Linked DNA regions of Homo sapiens: region 2 is linked to region 1. The links are chromatin loops, found by intact Hi-C in ENCODE. Cell type or tissue: OCI-LY7. All regions are shown on one strand. Links, peaks and the distances in the headings refer to the core of each region. The heading gives the core; the rest is flanking DNA.

Region 1 (9,455 bases), core at 1,456-9,455:
TGTGATAATTAAATATACACACAATCATGACATTGAGAAGAACTGCATTTCTACCCTTAAAAAGTACTGGTATATACAGAAATAGGGTTAAAAAAAACTCAAGCTCTCTCTATATGAGACCAAAATGTACTAGAGTTAGTTTAGTGAAATAAAAAACCAGTCAGCTGGCCGGGCATGGTGGCTCATGCTTGTAATCCCAGCACTTTGGGAGGCCGAGGCAGGTGGATCACGAGGTCAGGAGTTTGAGACCAGTCTGGCCAACATGGTGAAACCCCGTCTGTACTAAAAATACAAAAATTAGCTGGGCGTGGTGGTGGGTGCCTGTAATCCCAGCTACTTGGGAGGCTGAGGCAGGAGAATCGCTTGAACCCGGGAGGTGGAGGTGGCAGTGAGCCGAGATCACGCCACTGCAATGCAGCCCGGGCAACAGAGCTAGACTGTCTCAAAAGAACAAAAAAAAAAAAACACAAAAAAACTCAGTCAGCTTCTTAACCAATTGCTTCCGTGTCATCCAGGGCCCCATTCTGTGCAGATTGAGTGTGGGCACCACACAGGTGGTTGCTGCTTCAGTGCTTCCTGCTCTTTTTCCTTGGGCCTGCTTCTGGGTTCCATAGGGAAACAGTAAGAAAGAAAGACACATCCTTACCATAAATGCATATGGTCCACCTACAAATAGAAAAATATTTAAATGATCTGCCTTTATACAAAGTGATATTCTCTACCTTTGATAATTTACCTGCTTAAATGTTTTTATCTGCACTGCAAAGTACTGTATCCAAAGTAAAATTTCCTCATCCAATATCTTTCAAACTGTTTTGTTAACTAATGCCATATATTTGTAAGTATCTGCACACTTGATACAGCAACGTTAGATGGTTTTGATGGTAAACCCTAAAGGAGGACTCCAAGAGTGTGTATTTATTTATAGTTTTATCAGAGATGACAATTATTTGAATGCCAATTATATGGATTCCTTTCATTTTTTGCTGGAGGATGGGAGAAGAAACCAAAGTTTATAGACCTTCACATTGAGAAAGCTTCAGTTTTGAACTTCAGCTATCAGATTCAAAAACAACAGAAAGAACCAAGACATTCTTAAGATGCCTGTACTTTCAGCTGGGTATAAATTCATGAGTTCAAAGATTGAAACCTGACCAATTTGCTTTATTTCATGGAAGAAGTGATCTACAAAGGTGTTTGTGCCATTTGGAAAACAGCGTGCATGTGTTCAAGCCTTAGATTGGCGATGTCGTATTTTCCTCACGTGTGGCAATGCCAAAGGCTTTACTTTACCTGTGAGTACACACTATATGAATTATTTCCAACGTACATTTAATCAATAAGGGTCACAAATTCCCAAATCAATCTCTGGAATAAATAGAGAGGTAATTAAATTGCTGGAGCCAACTATTTCACAACTTCTGTAAGCTTTATTGTGTTTCATAGTTTCCGTTCTTCTTCTGTGAGAACAAGGATAATGGCATTAAAAAATCAGCTTTTGGTCATTATAAATTGTCTTCTATTAAAACACATATACACATAAAATCACTTGAAGACAATTTAAACATCTTCTGAAATGGATCAAGAGGAAGGGAAACTGAAAATAATGCAACTCAGAAACCACAGAGTATTTTGACATGAGGTTAAGCACCGTGGTTTGTTGTAGGAAAATAACAGCACACCAACAGATGGTTTTTATCTGAATTCTTTGGTAATCTTGACATGTCATTCTTCTAACTTTCTGAGGGCCCTCAGTGCAGTTTTGTAGGACTGGAGCTGTTCACAGACGGTCCCCACAAAGCTCTGAACGTGGGGCTTCTCTGCTGACTGGCCTCTGGTTGGCTCCACCCCGGAAGGAACTCCCAGATTCTCCATGAATTCCGCTTCCACCATCAAGCCTTGGTCCAAGCCCCTTTCAACCTTGACTTGGCCAGGAAGTGTCCTTTCTCTTCAGATAGATACTACACCTTAGCAAGACTTGGCATTTTTAGAATCCAAGCCAAGGGAGGCACTTGGCAAGGCAAATGTTATGGATGAGAAAAAGGCAAAACAAGTGTCTGCAGTTTGTAGAGGAGAGAGAGGATGAGTCTGATTGTAGCCCTGACCCTGAGTCAGGATCTCTCGGCCCCATTTGCAGGTCTACTTCCAGCTCCATCTGTCTGGACACTCTTTTAGGTCCAGATCATCTCTTACATGTGGCCAAGGAATATAGAGTATGCAAGGGGATGTAGCGACCTGAGAGTGTGAGTAACTTGTGCCCATCTCCAAGGAAGCTGTGATGGGGATAGCAAGGACACACACTCTTCTTATTTATAATGCCTTTCCCCCTCCCATGAGATATGCTTTTTATTTACTTCCTCCTTCTCATCCTAAGTCGGGTGAACAAGAGGACCAGGTTGCACATCCTACTACTTATTTATGGCCCAATTTTAACATGGGGGTGGAGTTGAGGTTGGAATTGTTCCTCCGCCTCTGCTGCACATGCTCAGTAAGCAAGAACACTGTTGATGGGAAAGGCTTAGTCACAGACAGTGGGAGCACATCCCTCCTTGGAGCTTTGGGTCGCTGTGCTCCAGAAACAGTTAGTTATAGCACACCCTGCTCCTGGCATCTACTGGAAGGTGAAGCCCTTGACCCTAAGAAACATTGGGAATGATTTGTACCCTCCAAAGTCCAATAGCTATGTCGGAGGGAAACGATCAAAGAACATGATTGAGGAGACTCAAACAGAGATGTGCTTCAGACAACACCAAGACAGAAAATTAATCCATTTTACCAAGTTAACAATGTACTGAAGGCGAACAAGAGACCAACCCACCTGCCAACCAACGCTATGAAGAAGGAGGGTTGATCAGTCTGGCTAACATGGTGAAACCCCATCTCTACTAAATATACAAAATTAGCTGGGCGTGGTGGCACACTCCTGTAATCCCAGCTACTCGGGAGGCTGAGGCAGGAGAATCGCTTGAACCTGGGAGGCAGAGGTTGCAGTGAGCTAGGATCAAGCCACTGCACTCCAGCCTGGGTGAGAGAGTGAGACTTGGTCTCCAAAAAAAAAAAAAAAAGAAGGAGGGTTAAAAAGAGAATAAGTCCCAAACTCATAAGATGGTGTGGAAAGGGCCCTGGTGACATAGGGGCCACCCATGCCAGTGAGAATGAAATCACAACAGGGCAGTTTCACACTGTTTCAGGTTTTTATTTTTTCTTCTTCTTCTTTCCCTCCTTTCTTCTTTTGCCTCCCCCTCCCTCTCGGTTTCCTTTTTGGCTCTAGACACCCACAGCAAGTGTCAAGCAATGTACAAGAATGAAAAGAAGACAGCCGTTGTTGCAGGTGGATGCTTCTGTTTGGAAGGTGTGGTTTTGTGTGCACTTTTGGTTGGAAACCTATGTCTCTCTCACACACATGTCCCCCACCTGCTTCAGTGAGCATGATCTTCTAAAATTGGCTCCATGGAATCTTCCCTAGGTGACACTGGCTGGACTCTGACACATTCAAATTCATTCTTTCTACTTATCTCAACTTTCAAGCACTAATTCAGTCTTTAAGATTCCCCTAATCTCAGGTTGTAATTCATTTCTAACATGTTTGTCATGACATCAGTGGTTGCATGTCTTCATATGTTTATCACTGCCCCCTCTTGGGAATTTATATTAATTAAACATTTTGGAAAAGCTCAGACTTAAAATGACTGAGAAGGTTCATGTTACAGTGTCTCACACTGAACACTCACTAAAAATAGTCTGGTAAAATCCAGAAGGAAATGGGAAGTCCTGGGGGCCTCATGGCAGTTTTCAGACTTCCCTAGAGCAAAGATGAGCCAGACAGCGGCTCCCACAAACAGAAAATGGCTCTCAATATTCTTCTGGCCAGTGGCAACTACTGAGGGTAAAACTAGACAGAGACGGCTAACTAGGAAGCCATATTGCTCTTGTATGACACATGGCTGCTTTACTTCTCACTGGCCAAGGCAAAACCATGAGGCATTGATTCCAGGGGATTTCATAACAGTGAATTGCATGAGTTGACTTGAGCAAAAGAAGTTTGTAGTAACATCTCCATGAACCATATCTGAGGCCCATTATCCAGGGGGACCACACTGCTGAGAAGATTGCTTGGGCTGTTTTGGGAGCCAGAACTAGGTTGTTGTCCTGCTATCACCCTGGGATGGTGGTTACATCCCTGCACCAGGTCCAGATGGAGGCCCACCAAACAGAACTTAGTAACAGGTGACATGCATTAAATAAAACAGTTTATAGCTCCCATCTCTCTTCTGGGCCTACTTTTCTCATGATTGATTTCTTTGCCTTTGGATTGAGGCATTGTAACTAAAATTCCCAGTTAATTTACAACGTTCCAAGGGTTGTTTCAACACATCACTCCTGTCCATTAACACATTGTGATGGATTAATTTGTGAGATGATCAACTCTCCAGAACAGGCCACCTAAGAAAACAGAACACAGGAAGCATGTTCTGAATGGAGAAGATGCATTTTAAAGTAATCCCAACTTTGGCTCCTGCTCATGAGGGCAGGCCCACAAAGGGAATGACAGGCAAGGAGGGAGTGAGGAGGATCTTAGGAAGAAGGGCTCAAGATGAAGTCACTGGTATCCCGACAATGTCATTCAGTAAGGGGTGGAGGGGAAGGAGGAAGGGAAGTCACATCTATTAAGCAGCAAATGCAAATTAAATGCTTCCTTTATTCCCTTGAATCTTCACATCACCTCTATGAGGCTAGTATTAGCAGCTCCATCTTAAAGATGATGGGTTAACTCAGAGATAAAGGTGAGATCAGAGAGGCAAAGTCAACTGCTCAATCTCTGGGACCCAGGAGTCCGCATCCCTGGAATACTTTTGAAGCAACTGGCTTGCAGAGCAGTTTGGGAAGCACCACATCTTCCTTTGTGACACCAGGGACTGTTATTACAGGGATCACTTTAGTAAGGAAAGCCCAGACCCCCAAGCTGTGCTCAATTTCCTTCCTTTTGTGTATAAACTTTGGTGCTCTCAACCTACTTCCCGGGAGTGGAGCTGCACTTAAACTCAAATTGCTTCCCGCTGGGCACTGTTTTTGGACAGGTATAATTTAACTATATAGGACTGGCATTTCTGTTTAGGGCCCAAAGGTGAAGACAATTTGAACAAGAACACTAGGGCAGAATTAGATAGACAGGGGCAGGTGGTTAATGGAATTGAAGTCTCGTAAGTCCTGATAGAGTTGCTGATTACATTTGTGGGTAAAAGGATGTCTTTACCGTAACTTCCATAACATCTTACTGATAGACGCTGTGGTTCTACTTATGTGGCGCCAAGCGCCACCTAGTGGGGTGGGAAATCCCTCCTGGATGCTGATGTTCTGCTTCTGAGACCCTTAGACGGGCTTCCAAAGGGGGATGTGGGAAGAAAATGTAAGAACAGATATAGTCATGTTTTTAAAAGTATGTCTGTGGCTATTTTTATCATATACCCAGTGTATTAATACAGAAATATGTAGGGCTGTGTGTTGAATGTTTACTGATGGGAGGGCAGTTTACAAAGAAGTTGAAGGCCACAGACTATTGAATATTTGTTTCTATCATTTATTTCCATTGTTTTTGCTTTAAGTCTCAAAATGGGGCCAGTCATGAATTTCCTTTTGCCCATGCAGATGTAGATGTATAGCCTTGAGTTAACTGGGTGACCGATCCTCTTTTTCCTACATTTCCATTTTTTATAGACTGTGGCCCCCATTTTAAAACTGTATTTGAGTATCAGTAATCTTTCTTGCACATTCTAGCTGAACATTCTCTCTCTCTCATATTTCCGAGCAATCCAACCACTAACCATTCCCTTCTGTCACCACCCCCCGCCCTATAAATAGCATTTTGAAGCATGCAGTAACTTGCCAGTTTGAGGATTTAGGTCTTTTTCATCCTGCTTGCCTACTTGACTGTCAGTTCATGAAGACAGTTGGTGAACAGGCATGATGCTTGGGTGTTTCACGCCCGTTAATTAAGTCAAAGATGATGGGGCGCTTACTTGCTAAGATATATATACATGTACACACCTACCTATGTATTCTGTATGCACATATATATAGCTGTCCATATATGTTTGTGTATATGCACACATATACATGCAAGCATGTATATATTTGTGTGTATTAGAATTACTGATAATTAGAATTACTGAATTACTGATGGCCATGTTTTGCATAGATTAATTGTAAACCTAAGTAAGATAAACCATAAAAAGTACTCAGCACAGGGTCTGACATCTATCAAACACTCCATAAATAACTTTTTAAATTCTTTTTATTACTTTTTAAATTCTTTTTATTACTTTTTAAATTCTTTTTATTGCTTTGGATATCTAATCAAGTATATAATCTTTTTTTTTTTTTTTTTTTTGAGACAGAGTCTCACTCTGTCACCCAGGCTGGAGTGCAATGGTGCGATCTCAGCTCACTGCAACCTCCACCTCCGAGTTCAAGCGATTCTCCTGCCTCAGCCTCTCCAGTAGCTGGGACTACAGGCACACACCACCACACCTGGCTAGTTTTTGTATTTTTAGTAGAGACGGGGTTTTGCCATGTTGGCCAGGCTGTTCTCGAACTCCTGACCTCAGGTGATCCACCTGCCTCAGCCCCCCAAAATGCTGGGATTATAGGCATGAGTCACCGCGCCTGGCTAATCAATTACATAATCTCAAGAGGCTAATTCTATATTCTTCATACAGTGAAAATTTTTAACATTTTTCTTTTAGTATACAGTATCTGGGAAATTTTTTCTACTCATCACTTACTCTGTACATAAAGTTTATGTTCAACATTTCATGTACTATATTCATACATTATTTAACAATTTTTTTAATTTAAAGGGTGACACTCAACGTATTGCTTTTCCATTTGTTACATATTCTCAATCAAAATTCGTTTTCTCTAGATTTAAATCCATCAAAATTTCCAGAAATGTCCCAGATACCCAGACGTCCTGTAGGCTTTAAATATAATTTTTCATCTTCAATAATCTTCTATTTACCATAAGAATGCTGACCACTTCCTGCTTGTAGCTTATCTGAGGAAAGTCCCTTTTAGTTGATCCAAGTTCCCAGATTTCCCCAATTCTGCTTTTTCCTGTGATCCCACAAGAAGTTCCAAAAGTATGAAGTAGCGCCAAATGTTAACTTGCATAAAACCCTGTGATGATACTTGTAAGCATCAGCATTGAGTTCTTCCTGTTCCTACCCACCCCTACTCCTGATTTCCTCCTGACTCTGGGTATAATTGGTGTTCTCCATGGTCACATGTGAGTTTAAATTCTTCCAGATGTTTTGATAAAACTTCATTTTAAAAGCCATGTTGAAGGAGACCATAGCAGAGTTTGTATGCAAAGGTATGGAGTGGTTTCTTCTGAGAATGGGCCCAGCAGGGCTTACCTGCCTATAAGAGGCACTGGTCTCCAAAGTTGTGCCAAGTCTAGCCTTCGTGAAATTCACCTGGGAATTTAGAATCCCAGTTGGAATGCTTGATGTTTAGGTGTTTCATGCCTGCTAATTAAGTCAAAGACGTTGGGGTGCTTACTTGCTGAGATATATATATATATATATATATATATATATATATATATATATATATATATGTACACATCCACATATATATTCTGTATACCCACATATATACCTGTCCATGTAAGTTTGTGTGTATATGCATACATATACATGCAAGTGTGTATATATTTTGTGTGTGTGTGTGTGTGAGAATTACCGATAAGCTCATAGCCATGCTTTGTATAGATTAGTTATAAAACTAAGTGTTCAGAATTGTTGGGGCTTGAGGGAGCTGGTTACTCACACCCTCTCCAGCTGAGCAATTCACACTGCAGACAGTGCAGCTGAGAGTGAGCAGGTGCATGAATTCCATAGGCCATAGCTTGGACTTGCACTCTTGCAACTCTCCAGTGCCTCCCGGTAGCAAAGAAGAAACGCAAGCCATCAATCCAGAACAAAGGATCCCTGTCACAGAGAGCTCACCTTAGGGCAGCAGAAACAAACAGAGGGTGCACTCCACCTATAGGAAGGCTGTCCCAAGAGAACAAGAGCCAGGAGACTTGAGGCAGCAGCAGCAGGGACAGTTTCCCCACTGTCACCAATCCCACAAGTCACTCTGTCTCTTGTGAGAAGCATAGGAAGGAGGAAAGGGGAAGAGGGACAAGTCCCCACCCTTCCGTATTTCAGGGGTTGATTTCGAAATGTAGGGAGAAGAGAAAAGTTCCTCTAAAGTACCATCCTGAAGCTAATAAATGAATAAATTCTCAACCAGATTGTCTACACTGAGGAGACGGGTCTGTAAAACATGGTGCCGTGCTTGGACTCATGACATGAAAAAGACTCTTCCCTGCAGAGCAGAGACCAAAGCTTGCAGGTTTCCCCTCATTATGAATCTACTGTACAGAAGATAGACAGAGTCCCTACCTTCATGGGGCTAAAGATATAATTTCCAAGACTTGGCCGGGTGTGGTGGCTCACACCTGCAATCCCAGCACTTTGGGAGGCCAAGGCAGATGGATCATCTAAGGTCAGGAGTTCGAGACCAGCCTGGCCTCGGTGAAATCCCTAAACATACAAAAAATTAGCCGGACGTGGTGGCTCATGCCTGTAGTCCCAGCTACTCAGAAGGCTGAGGCACAAGAATTGCTTGAACCCAGGAGATGGAGGTTGCAGTGAGCCGAGGTTGTGCCACTGCACTCCAGCCTGGGTGACAGAGCAAGACTTCATCTCAAAAAAAAAAAAAAAGAAAGAATTTCCAAGACTCATTATTATTGATTGGGTTCTACAATTTCCCCTAGGCATTTCTGAAATGGTATAGAATATAGCTATGAAATTTGTATTCTGCATTACATAGATGTAATATTCAGAAACTGTTGATTGCATTCATCCATCCATCTATCCATCCATCCATCCATCCATCCATCCATCCATCCATTCAGTCAGTCAGTCAATAAATATTTATGGTGTGGCCACCATGGGCCTGGCATGATGCTTAGGGTGAGGAGACACTGGCGAGCCAAAATAGAAATAGTCCCTGTTCTCCTGGAGCTTATTCAGAAATCCATTAATCAGATTATTGCACTGAAGGAGATTCAAGTGTGATGAAGGAAAGGAAGAGGTTTCTATAAGAGTGATGACTTGGAAAAGGGAGCGAAACCAGGGAGCAGGAGAGGCGGGCTGCCCTGAGGAAGGCCACCCAAGGTGAGATGTGAAAAATGAGTTAATTGAACCAGGCAACACTGAAAGATGACCATATTTGGGGGCGGGAGACAAAGAGTGTGTCTTAGTCATATGGCATTTGGGAGCCTTCGAATCACCAAGTGGATGGAGATGCTGAGTCAGTAGGTGCCCATAGTCTACAGAGCTCAAAGAATAGAGCTGAGCTGGAAAGATGCAGTTGAACACTCCTGTGGCAATGGGAGTAATGGA
Region 2 (13,084 bases), core at 2,083-10,082, 390 kb before region 1:
TCTCTTAAGCCAGCTGCTTATATTTCTATATATTTATATATTTATTTCTATACATTTATATTTCTATATATTGTGATGTTGGGTTGCTTCATTCTTCGACAGGCACCATCTTCGAATGACAAGTCACTGTGTAGCATGGTAAGCCTGGCTCAGAGCAAAAGTTTCCACCGTTAAATATTAGGCCAAGTTGTATTCGTTGTCTGAGATTAACAACCGAAGTTGGACATGCAAGAATCTCATTTACAAGGTTTTCTAGGAGTGGTCAAGACAGGAATGCTACTTTCTCATCTGTAATTTTTTAAAAATCAGCTAAAAGGATTATGTACATTATTTGTTTTATTGTAAATTTCTCACACTAACGTTGGCTTAGGTTTTGGATTTTTGTGGTGCTCTGGTTTTTTGTTAATTGTGGTATAGAGAGAGAGAGAAAAAGAGAGAAAGATAACATGAAATTTACCATTTTAACCAGTTTTAGGTGTACAATTCAGTGGCATTAAGTACATCCACAATGTTGTGCAACCATTCGCTACTATCCATTTCCAGAACTTTTTCATGATACCCGAAAGAATCTTTGTACCCATTAAACAATAATTGCCAGTTCCTCCCTCCCCTTACCCCCTGGTGACATCTATTCTACTTTCTGTCTCCATAAGTTTATCTGCTCTAGGGACCTCATACAAGTGAAATTTATATATTTTCTGTCCTTTTGTCACTGACTTCTTTCACTTAGCGTAACGTTTTCAGGCTCATCTATGCTGTAGCACATGTCAGAAGTTTTTCCTTTTTTTATTTTTCCTTTTTAATGTTCCCTTGTGTGGATAGGCCACATTTTGTGTATTCATTCATCTGTTAATGGACATTTGGGTTGTTTCCACCTTTTGTCTATTGTTACTGGTATTGTTATGAACATCGGTGTACAAGCATCAATTTGAGTCCCTGCTTTCACATCTTCTAGACACATACCTAGGCGTGGAGTTGCTGAAACATATGGAATTGTTGGGTCAAAATTAAAGGCTGTGTTTAACTTTTTGAGGAACCACCAAACTGTTTTCTGGAGTGGCTGCAGAGTGGTTTTTTTGTTTCGTTTTTTTGTTTGTTTGTTTGTTTGCAGTTTTGTGAAAAGAGCATTTCTATTTCTCAAAATGGCAAGGGTCCATACTGCCCTTTTTCTCCAACCTGAGCAAAATATCCTTAATTATAAGAAATTCATGAAACAGATTTGAAATCAGGAAGTGTGGTTGGGTCTATCCTGATTATAATAGAGGAGAGATTGGAGGCCAGAAAAAAAAATTATTTCACAACCACATGCTACATTCTTTGTTCCAGCCAAGTTGATTATGGACTGATTAGCCAAACACCGGATCACCGTGAGGTGAGGGGTCATTTTTATAAAAAATATCTGCCAAGATTGTTTCTAGGGGATTTGGTCTTTTGTACCAACCCCCGCGCACCACCACATACAAGTGAGGATTGTTGGAAAGTATCAACAGGGACAACACATGTGAGTGTTGTGGACAGTTTCTCAGTCTCTGAAGCCCAAATCTCTCTCCTTCCCTAGAATTGCTGCACAGGGGACAGGACTCCCACCCCTTCAGAGCACAGTTTCTTTCTGACGTACTTAACTCCTGGGTCCATCCCAGGAAGATCCAGTATGCCCTTGAACATGACTGGAAAGTGGCCCCCTGGCTTCCCAAGGCTTTCCTAAGGATATGCTCACAGAGATACTATCATAGAAATGGCAGTGGGAGCAGGGCCTCCCAGAAACCTCAAAGATTAGAAGAAAGGCCAATAGTTTGGCTCAAACCCCAGAGTTTGAATTCATAATTTCATACCGTTTGTCCAAGTCCCTTAGGCTGCTAGGAAGACAGTATTTTTTAATATTATATTGTACCATCTATTTTGTAACATGGCTATGATTGTGTGCAATTGGCTCAGTTAAGGTGAACTAGATGCTTTGACTCAAAACAATAAAAATTTTGGGCTGAAGAAATATAATTTTTAAAAGATATGGATGATGGGTTTATGAAGGTATGCATCAGACTTCTCTGATTAAAACAGGTGTTTCTTTTCCCCTGGTTGGATTTGGGTTCCCATACATTCCAGGTCATTCCATCAATAGGTGGAAACCCAAACTGAGGCCAACTGGTTAGAGGTTCTGGGAACGTCAGCTAGCTCTGCCTTCATGCATTACCATTAGCATCGCTGACATTTTTAAGAGCCAGCCTGGGTGTCAGTTTAACATTTACACTGGCCTAATGCCCACTGTTAAAACATAAGAGCAAATCAGCAGCTTAATAGAGAAACCTGCACTGATTACTAAATGGCAAGTTTTAAAACCAAAGTCACCAGTGTTATTTTTCCAAATCCATGTGGTTTCATTTTACTTGAAAAGTAAGTTTCTACAGTCCTCTCAGAGAAAGTTTTAAGATGTCAAGAACAGTATTTCTTCGGAAAGTGTTTGTTCTTTATCACTAATGAGTTTTATAAATAATGACAATCATTCTTTTCCTTTCCTTGTTTTTTTTTTTTTTACTTACTAGGTAATGTTTATTACAAAGAGGTATTCTAATTATCAGAGTTCTCGGGAGCCCAGGTTTGCAGTGTGGAATATTTCTGTACTCATTAGTTTTAGAAGTTAAAGGTACAATTTGAAAATTAATCTATGGTTGATAATTAGCACCTTTGCATTGAATTTTTCACTCTCTTGCATATTTTTTGAAAGAGAAATTTAGATGTTTTCTTTTTTTTATCTCGTCTTAGGATGTAAATAACCCCCATCAGACAATTGTTTCTGATGGAGGTACAAGTATTCCAAGTGACAGACAAAGCTATGGGAGGAAGTTGGCTTTTATGTGTTCAAAGTTAGAGTCTAACAACTAAATAATGAGATAATTCTAACATAATGAGTCTTTCAGAACATGGCCCAGGAGAGTTCAAAATGTGCTCAAGTTTCATCTTCCCTCTTCCATACCCAATTATTTAGGGTAGGGCTGGGTAACCTGTTATCTATAGAGTTACTGATTCACGGGGTTAAATGAAGGATGCAATAAACACATGCTAATATATGTTTTTATAATACCGTATAGGCTGCAAACTAATGGTTCTCAACCTTGGCCACACATTGGAATAGACTGAGGATCAGTAAAAAATCCTGATGCCTGGGTCTGGGATTGAGCCTGGAAATAGTGAGTTTCAGGAGCTCCCCAGGTAATTCTAATGAACAGCTATGGTTGCTGCTGTAAAGCACTTGTCAACACATGATCTCATTTATTTGGCTTGAACACAGAAATGATTAACTCCATTTTTCTGGATGGTAGAACTGAGACTCAGCCTATGAGAAGGAACAACTTTTGTTGATATTCTTGGAGAAATATGAAATGCAGTTTTAAGGAACAGAAAACATTGTTTAAGAAATATGATAGATGCAAATTTAAAATTTCTCAGTTCCTTACTATTACCAGTTAAGAGAGAGCAGAGCAGGGGAAGGGAGGAAGACAGATGGAAAGAAAGAAACTACAAGGAAAAGGAAAGAGTCATGGGAGAGGGAGTCCCAATGAGAAATGGATAAAAGAGGGAGAGATGAAGAGAAAGAGAAATGAAGAGAAACAGAGAAAGTGAGATACTCTAAGGTGATTGTTACAATAACAGCATCAATTAATAATAACTTTAGATGTAGGTATAGATGGAGAGGGATGTAGATATATTATAGATCCAATCATAGATACAGATATAAAAATAGATATAGATGTGGACATACATATAGATGATAGAGAATATAGACATTGACGTAAGTATTAATACAGAGATAGATGGGTATAGATACATAGATGGATATAGACTATAGGTATAGATGATAGAGCTATAGATATGGATATGGGTATAGATGATTAGATACAGATATAGACTATAGATGAGTGACTATACAGTCACATTCACCCAGGAGAGTCCTGGTTTATGGGTATCATTCTGAAGTAATTACAGACAGCACCTCCTTTTGCTCTCAAAGTGTTCTGGTTTGGATAACACAAGATAAGGTATTTTAAAAATACATGTTTAAAAGTCAGAGAATGAGGAACACCATTTTTTAGTTAAATTGGGTAAAAATATGCTTGTTTGACTGCAAAGGTAGGGAGAGTTAATGCAAAGTAACATGATTCATAAATCTGGAACTTTGGTTTTGTAAATTACAGGAAAAAATTAAAACATGAGCAAAATAAATATTAAAATACTAGCTGGCAAAATAGATTATTATGATGAGCCAAGTTAGAGTCTGGGGATAGAGATGGGGGTTGGAGAGGAGACTGGAGGGTCAGTTCCGAAGCACATGGCCTGATTTTTCAAGTTATAAATTTAAGAGGCTTTTTCTTGTTGGCCTGCTGGCTTCCTGGCCACCTTCATCCTGTGTACACAAAAAGTAGCCCTGTATGAGGATTGGACAAGACATGCTGTTCTATTATTCTACCAGCAATTCCCACAGTGGGCAATTAAACTGAGTTACTATCTCCTTAATGCAGAATAATTCAACTCTGAATCCTGAAGAGTAGAGATTAGTAATGAGATGTGGAAACTTCCACTTTGTTCTGCAGTATGGGCTTGGCTCAACTTCGGAGTAGTTTAGTCATTCCCATCTGCCAATCTATTCCATGGTCAATGTAAAATGTGTTTTTGGCTTATCTATCTATAGAAAATAATAATCTGAATAAATACAAGTAATTTGTATGCCCTTTCTTATCAACCACAGCAGAAGACAGTCAAGTCAACATGATAGGATTCTGTCATCATGGAAATTAGAAATAGAAAAGCCTTACCTCATTCTTCTGTGTGAGCCCCAAAGTATTTACCCAGTCTAATAGGTTATCTTCAGATATTATTTGGTAGTTCTAGGGCTATTCTTTGGATATTTTTTTCTTGATTTTTACTACAAGATTTCATGAGACTTTTACTGTTATTCTGTGGAGTCCCTTTATCTGTTACTCTGTGGTGAATTCCCTTAAACTTTTTCTCCTCTAAAAAGTTTTTTAAATGTCAAGAAGAGTTAAGGTGTAAAGTTGGGATGTGGATATTGTGGTTGTGCCCATCATCCCCTGTGATATTTTTATATTTGGAGCAGACACCAATTTCCTACTTTATCAAGCCTACGTTTTAATACACACCCAACAAAGGACAAATTGATCTGAGAGATTACACAAGTTGTTATCTTTTGTCTCTGCTAATAAAATGCTGCAGGTCTTTGTGGAAATTAACAGTTGTGCCCATGAAGGAAATAAGAGAAATCTCTTGGTGATAGGTTACTCTGTTATTCTGTGAGGTGTATAAGCATCCAAAGAGTTAATAACTAGCAATATGTTAGAAAACAGGCAGTTTGCCTCATTTTTTGTGGGTGTTTTTGATGAACAATTCTTAAATATGTTGCTTTTGAGTACGCATGATGGGTTCTGCATAAAAAGCAAATACTTGCCTCATGGCAAGAGCAAATGTCATTTGGTTCAATGAGTTCCTAGATCCCAAGCATCCAGTCAAGGGGAGGAAAGTATATTGTAATTTTGGAATGGGGGAAACGAAGTCAATATGATAGTATCATTACATGAAATGAAAGGTAATTATGCCCTGTTAATACAAAAGCTTCCCAGGCTGAACATTAGGAGCTGTTTATTCCCTTCATTGGAGCAGATTTGTTTTCTTTTGAATCTGACAAAGCACCTATCTGCTGAGTTAATAATCACTGCTCCCAGCTGGAAGGTAAGTTTGCAGAGTTGATGGAAGGGCTTTTAACAGGAAAGCTCTGAAATGACTCTATCATTCCAGATCTAATTTGGCATATGGCACAAAGAGCTGTGCTAGGCAAACTTCTGCTTCAGAGGCTGTTTCATTTTCCCTATGTTTCTTCTTGAATGTTTCTTCTTGAAACTTTGCTGGCTTACTTAATCTGGCCTTCACTCTAGGACAAATCCCTGAGTTGCTCTCCTTATTTGTCCAGCAGGCCAGAGTATCTGGAGGGATTGTAATTATCTAAAGTTCCTTGGGCCACTTGACTACAACAGAGTTGGGGCATGTACATTCAAGCCAAGCTGTGGACAGCAGGTTAGCTAGTGCACTGGGTCGCCTCTTTCTTCTCCTATGCTGTATATAGCCCCTAGGGATGTACAGGAGGTGGGTCACAAAGTCCATTCAGTATCACAGGGATGGCCAACCTGTGCAAAGGAGAAGCACCTGGAGGACCAGGTTTCCATCACAGCCTGTAATTGAAATACTAGCTTGGGGCTGCCTGCCACCCTTGATTTTTTTGAGTGGCCTCTGGACCTCTTCTTTCTAGATTGAGCCAACCCTTGCAGAGAGCAATTTTGATGTTATTGCCTAAGGCTGGGGCACAGGCAGAAATTCTGGCCTGTGCCAAATGCCACGTGGGGGTGTGGGTGTTGCTGCCAAGTAAATTGGCTGAGCTTAAGAGGACATGGAATCACCTTGGAGGCAGGTGCCTTTTCAGTATTGTCTGCACTCCAGCATAAAAGAAGGAGAGCAGGGCCAGGAGCGATGTCTCACACCTGTAATCCCAGCACTTTGGGAGGCTGAGGTGGGCGGATCACCTGAGGTCAGGGGTTGGAGACCAGCCTGACCAACATGGAGAAACCCTGTCTCTACCAAAAATACAAAATTAGCCAGGCATGGTGGCACATGCCTTTAATCCCAGCTACTTGGGAGGCTGAGGCAGGAGAATCGCTTGAATCTGGGAGGCAGAGGTTGCGGTGAGCCAAGATCGTGCCATTGCACTCCAGCCTGGGCAACAAGAGCAAAACTCCATCCGAAAAAAAAAAAAAAAAAAAAAAGGGGGGGAGAGCAACTGAGACGGGAGGGCTGGTGACAGAAGTGCCATACTGTGGTCCACCAAAAGGTGGGAAACTGCAGTTCCTGCCAAGCCCTTATCCTGTAGTTCCTCTCAAAGCTTGAATAAAGCCTTGTTATCAATGGCCAATTTCTGGTGAAGAGCTCCTTCAATTGCAAGGATGATAAGAGATCACACTACTCTTGGAGCCAGTGAACACTCGGATCAATCTGAGTCACGAGTAGCCATGTCACATATTTGCTGCACGGAGCATGCCCTCCGGCTGCTCCATAAACACAGGTTTGGCATTAGGTGTTCAGGTTGAGAAGGCTGGGAGAAACTCAGAAATGCTTTTTGAACTTAAAGGGTGCCGCTGAGCACATGGGGCTGGCTCCATGATTTTTAGGACCTGTTGCAAAATGAAAATGCAGGCCCCTTGTTCAAAAAGCAGGATAAAAGTGCTGGAAAAGGTATGAAAATGTAAAGCTTTTCCCCTTCTTCTGTGGTCTCTCTGTTAACATGTCATAGAGTTTTTTATTTCCTATTTAATGACTTTTTTTTTAAGACAAAGTCTCTCTCTGTCGCCAGGCTGGAGTGCAATGACACGATCTCGGCTCACTGCAACCTCCGCGTCCTGGGTTGAAGAGATTCTCCCACCTCAGACTCCTGAGTAGCTGGGATTACAGGTGCACGCCACCACACCCAGCTAATTTTTGTATTTTTAGTAGAGATGGGGTTTCACCATGTTGGCCAGGATGGTCTCAATCTCTTGACCTCGTGATCTGCCTGCCTCAGCCTCCCAAAATGCTGGGATTACAGGCGTGAGCCACTGTACCCGGCCTATTTAATGACATTTCATAATAAGACACATGAAAATTTTAAATTATTAGCAGGAATTTTACTAATCATCCTTGTATGATGAAAGTTTCAGATGAAAATATAAGAGCATTAACTTGTCTGAAGAATCACTGAAATGATACAATTTGTATTTCATAGCTTAGACATGCATATGTCTTTCATTCTAATCAGAACAGTAGAAATGCTGCACACAACTAACTCAATTGTTTTGATTGTACTTCTTAATATGAGCACATCCTACTAACACTCCCTCCCTTTGGCTTGCTGGTGAGTAAGGGAGAACTGAAAGAAAAAGAACAGTGGGCTGCCCTATCTTTCCCTTTCCTTCTGTCATCATTTTCACTGTAAGTGGTTGGCTAATACAGGGAAGTAACACAAGTAAGAAAGGATATGGCAGGGTTCCTTGGTCATTCATGTTTCTTAGAAGGCCATGTCTGTTAACAACTCATTAGCCTTTCACCATCACCTCCCAACCTCACCTCTTGACTCTTTTTAAAAAAGCATTTCTCACATGGCCTTCTCAATAAAGGCTTAGCAAAGAGGAATGATTGCTTTTAGCTGTTGACTCCCTCACAAAGCAATCCCCATGCCCTGTCAAGGATAGGTTTTCTCATAAAAAGATAAATACTTTTCTTCCCCCACCCCAAGGTAATCCTCTAAGCCAGGTCAGCAAACCTTTTCTGTAAATGGTCACATAGTAAATATTTTAGGCTTTGGAGGCCATGTGGTCTCTGTTGTGACTCAACAGTGCAAGTCTGCCATGGTAGTGTTAAAGCAGTCATAGGAAACATGTAAATAAATGGACATGGTTGTGTTCCAATAAAACTTTATTTACAAAAACAGACTGGGGGCCGGATGTGACCCATGAGCTATATAGTACTTTGCCAATCCCTACTCTAAAACATCATCCATTTGAGCCCATTCTTATATTTTTAATTCACTAATTGATAAATTTTCAAAACCCTCCCATGAAATGAGGAGCTGACACATGTTTTATGTTTGAAAGAAACTAGGGCAGAGATTAGTAAAATGACTTTTCTGAGGTTGCAGGGAGCTAAAAATGGACCTCAGAGCCCCAGTTTGTCCTACTTGTTGCCAGAAAGCTCTATGATGTGTCTTCTGTCAGCATGCAGTTCTTGCATAGCTCTGACACCTATGACCTACCTTAAAGGTTGTTCTAGGAACAATGTCAACATTCACCAGAGAAGTACAACTTTTAATATGAAAATGCCATGACTCCTCCCTTCCTTTTGGTGGGTGTTCACAGGGAGGAGGTCTGCTAATCAATCACAGGGTTTGCATCTGCTCTCCCACTCTAACCAGCACCTTTGTGGGAGGGGTACAGAGGACAGGAAATGATAGCAGGGGGCAGCCCAGTCACAATGGAATGCTGAATACAAGTGCAAATAATTATTAGGAAGGTGAAAATTACATAGCAATTTGCGCTTACTAATGGTCGACAGAAAAACAGCCCCATTGTACTTTCAAAAAGTTAATTGTCCATAGTGTTTTGGAAAAATGTTGCTTATTATCATTGTGGAATTTTATAAGGCTTCTGTGTAAATGTCCTTAACTCATTTTTGGTGATATTCTGTTCTAGATTGTTCTCTCAGCTTCTCCTTTCTCTCACCATTCTCCTTTTGCTCCAAGCTCATGAGAGGTTCCTCAGGTGGTTCTTTTTTTTTTTTAAGCTCAACATTTAAACTTCAGTTTCCCACATTATCAAGCCCGCATTCCTACATAAAACCCCCAAAAGGGTAAAGGATTAATAAGTTGAATATGTTGGTACCATTTGGTTTTGGTCCAGAAATTACTGGAGACTCATGGCTATTCTCCTACAGGAGATAAAGGAGACCAACAAAAATCAGTTTGCACTGCCTAGAATATTGTCTGGGAAATAGTATGCAGTTAATAAGTATTTGTTGAATAGATGTTTAGATGTATGTTTGTATCAGTAGATGGGTGGATGAATGGATGGATGGATGAATAAGCCTGTTTCTGAAGCCTTATATTCAGTGGGCCATAAGGGAAAATGCTGATACAAAAATCAGTGAGTATCTCTTCTTAAATTACTGATGTAGAAATGTCACTAGAAGAATTTAGGCATTAGCCAGGTGTGGTGGCTCACGCTTGTAATCCCAGCACTTTGGGAGGCCAAGGCGGGCAGATCATGAGGTCAGGGGTTTGAGACCAGCCTGACCAATATGGTGAAACCCCATCTCTACTAAAAATACAAAAATTAGCCAGGCATGGTGGTGCGTGCCTATAATCCCAGCTACTCAGGAGGCCGAGGCAAGAGAATCACTTGAACCCAGGAGGTGGAGATTGCAGTGAGCTGAGATCGCACCATTGCACTTCAGCCTGGGCGACAGAGTAAGACTCTGTCTCAAAAAAAAAAAAAAAAAAAAAAAAGAATTTAGGCATTTAGTGGGATACACCTTACTCCTGCAAGAATGGCCATAATCAAAAAACCAAAAAATAGTAGATATTGATGTGGATGCAGTGAACAGGGAACATTTCTACACTGCTGGTGGGAATATAAGCTAGTACAACCGCTATGGAAAACAGTATGGAGATTCCTTAAACAACTAAAAGTAGAACTACCATTTGATCCAGCAATCCCACTACTGGGTATCTACCCAGAGGAAAAGAAGTCATACGAAAAAGATACTTGCACATGCATGTTTACAGCAGCACAATTCGCAATTCCAAAAACATGGAACCAACTCAAATGCCCATCAATCAACAAGTGGATTAAGAAACTTTGGTGTATATATATACGATGGAATACTACACAGCCATAAAAAGGAATGAATTAATGGCATTCACAGCGACCTGGATGGGATTGGAGACTATTATTCTAAGTGAAGTAACTCAGGAATGGAAGACCAAACATCATATGTTCTCACTCATAAGTGGGAGCTAAGCTATGAGAATGTCAAGGCATAAAAATGACACAATGGACTTTGGGGACTCAGAGGAAAGAGTGGGAAGCAGGTGAGGAATAAAAGACTACAAATAGGGTACAATGTATACTGCTCGGGTGATGGGTGCGCCAAAATCTCACAAATCACCACTAAAGAACTTACTCATGTAACTAAACACCACCTGTTCCCCCAATAACCTATGGAAATAAAAAAAAAATTATAAGAATTTAGGCATTTAGGTAAAGCCTTTATTTTATAATAAGACACTAAACGTTTATCAAAACCTTGTCACCAATTCATAAGTTAGTGTGGCTGTTTATCAGAAATTCAAGATGCAATAAAATTATCTTTCTGGAAATAGTGTCGTTGCAGTGTATTTTAGCAACAAGTGGCATAGAATAATAAAGCACAGAAATAAGAGTAAAAAAACTTGGGGTAAAATCCCAGCTCTTTCAGTGTTAGCTCTGTGATGGTGGATTATCACTAGGACACTGTGGGCCTCACTTTTCTCATTATACAACAATGTGTTTGGACTAGAAATCTGTATCATCTGGGAATCCTGTGAGGTACAAGCAACAAAAAATTCTAAGTCAATTTGGCTTCAATGATAAAAATAATTTGTTGGTTTATGTACCTAAAAAATAAATGATAAAACTGTTACAGCCAAAAGGAGTCTAAGGATACATGACAACTCAATGTAATATGCTATACTGGTTGGAATTTTGGAACAAATAAAGGACATTAGGTAAAACCTAAAGAAATCTGAATAAAATGTGGACTTTAGTTAATAATAATGTATCAATATTGGTTCATAAATTGTGACAAATGTACCACACTAATGTAAGATGTTAACAATAGGGGAAACTGAGTGCCACATATACAGGAATGCTCTGTACTCTGTAATTTTTCTGCAAATCTAAAAGTGTTCTAAAATAATGTCAGACATAAGAAATACACAAAACAGGATAATGTCAGCAAGATGGCGGACTAGGAAGCTTCAGTTCCTCATTCTCCCACAGAGCCACAAAATTAACAACAAGTTATTGACCAGAATAACTTTGTGAGAATTCTAAAGACCAGTTGAAAAGTTACAGCATCTAGACCAATGTAAAACCAAGAAGGAATTCCAGCAAAAAGGAAAGGAAACTTTTAAAAAGTTTTGCATACCTGTTATCAATGCTTCTCTCCCTATCTGATTTAGGATAGTGCAACTAACAGGAAACCTCCCACCTTGGGAATCCTCTTTTAGGATGAAAACAAAAGAGCGGACCATGCATCTAGCATTTGGGCTAGTCTGGAGGCTGTCTAAGGAACTGGTTCCTGAGTTACGTTACTCAGAGCACTGATGGGACTTGGTGAAGCACTGGTGGCCTTCTTTGGAAGCTGCTGAAAACAAGACATGATCCTCAGGGCATGTTATAGCTGCAGTTCCAAAGGCAGACACCAGCAGAATGTTCACAGGCTTCTAAGAAGAAACAGGAACAACAAGCTTCTTAGGAAATTGGAGATGTTTTAAAGCATAGACACAAACGCAGAGAAGACAGCATATCCTTAGAAAAAGTTTGGAGAGGTCCTAGAATCTATCGCGGAGCTAATCCGTGAAGATTTTTCCCTGCACAAAGTCAGACTATAAAGACTAGGAGAGGTGGTTGTTTCTCAAATGCCCAAGTCTCAACAACAGCAGTGACAAATCCCAAGGCATACTAGGAGAGAGGAAAACCAGGCCCAATCAAAGTGCCAAAATAAAACTCCAGAAACTGACCCTAAAGAAACACAGATCAATTCTCCCTCACAAAGAATGTAAAGTAACTGTACTAAACATGCTCAATGAACTAAAATGGAACACAGATAAACAACTAAATAAATTCAGGAAAATGATGCATGAACAAAATAAGCATATCAACAAAGAGACACAAACTATAAAGAAGAACCAAACAAATTCTGGAAGTGAAAAATATAATAACAGAACAGAAAAAAATTCAAGAGGTTTCAACAGAAGACTGGATTTGACAGAAAAAAAAAACAAACTTAAAGACAGATTATTAGAAGTCATTATTAGAAGTAATCAAGTCAGAGGATTAAAAAGAAAAAAATAAAAGTGAAGAGAGCCTAAGAGACTTACGGACACTGACAGGTAAACCATTGTATGCATGATGGGAGTCCCAGAAGGAAAAGAGAGGGAGTAAGTGTTATTTGAACCAACAATGGCCAAAAACTTTTCAAACTTGAGGAAAAAAAATGGGCATGCAAATTCAAGAGGCTCAAAGAACTACAACCAAGATAAATTCAAAAAGACCCACAAGAAGATGCATTGTAATCAAATTGTCAAAAGTCAAAGACAAAGAATCTTGAAAGCAGCGAGAGAAAAATAACTCATCACATACAAAACAGCTTCCATAAGGTTATCAGTGGAATTACCAATAGATAACTTACAGGCCAGAAGGAAGTGACAAAGAATACTGTATCCAGAAATTGCCAC

What was found. Hi-C counts contacts between places; a loop is a spot of excess contacts. Peaks named below come from ENCODE experiments on the same cell type or tissue, not always from the same donor. Only the 100,000 strongest peaks of a DNase experiment are listed, where the experiment ranks them.
Region 2: a loop joins it to region 1, with 4 times the contacts of the local background. A loop is called at or near these places in 2 of 110 quality-filtered maps.

What each region holds. Positions count from the first base shown.
Region 1 is chrX:12,888,952-12,898,406 of GRCh38, forward strand. It overlaps TLR7 (toll like receptor 7), which reads left to right. Exons shown (of 3, transcript NM_016562.4): 3 at 1-1,410. Among named protein-coding and RNA genes, the nearest start is that of TLR8, 13 kb to the right of the region's middle. In OCI-LY7, for the core only: CTCF peaks have their summits at 5,330 (motif pointing left) and 5,531; DNase peaks (open chromatin) are centred at 1,670, 3,360 and 5,300; H3K4me3 peaks cover 2,515 bases; H3K27ac peaks cover 3,804 bases.
Region 2 is chrX:12,498,926-12,512,009 of GRCh38, forward strand. The region is part of intron 2 of FRMPD4 (FERM and PDZ domain containing 4); the gene reads left to right. Among named protein-coding and RNA genes, the nearest start is that of FRMPD4-AS1, 130 kb to the left of the region's middle. In OCI-LY7, for the core only: no CTCF peak of the experiment used is centred there; no DNase peak of the experiment used is centred there.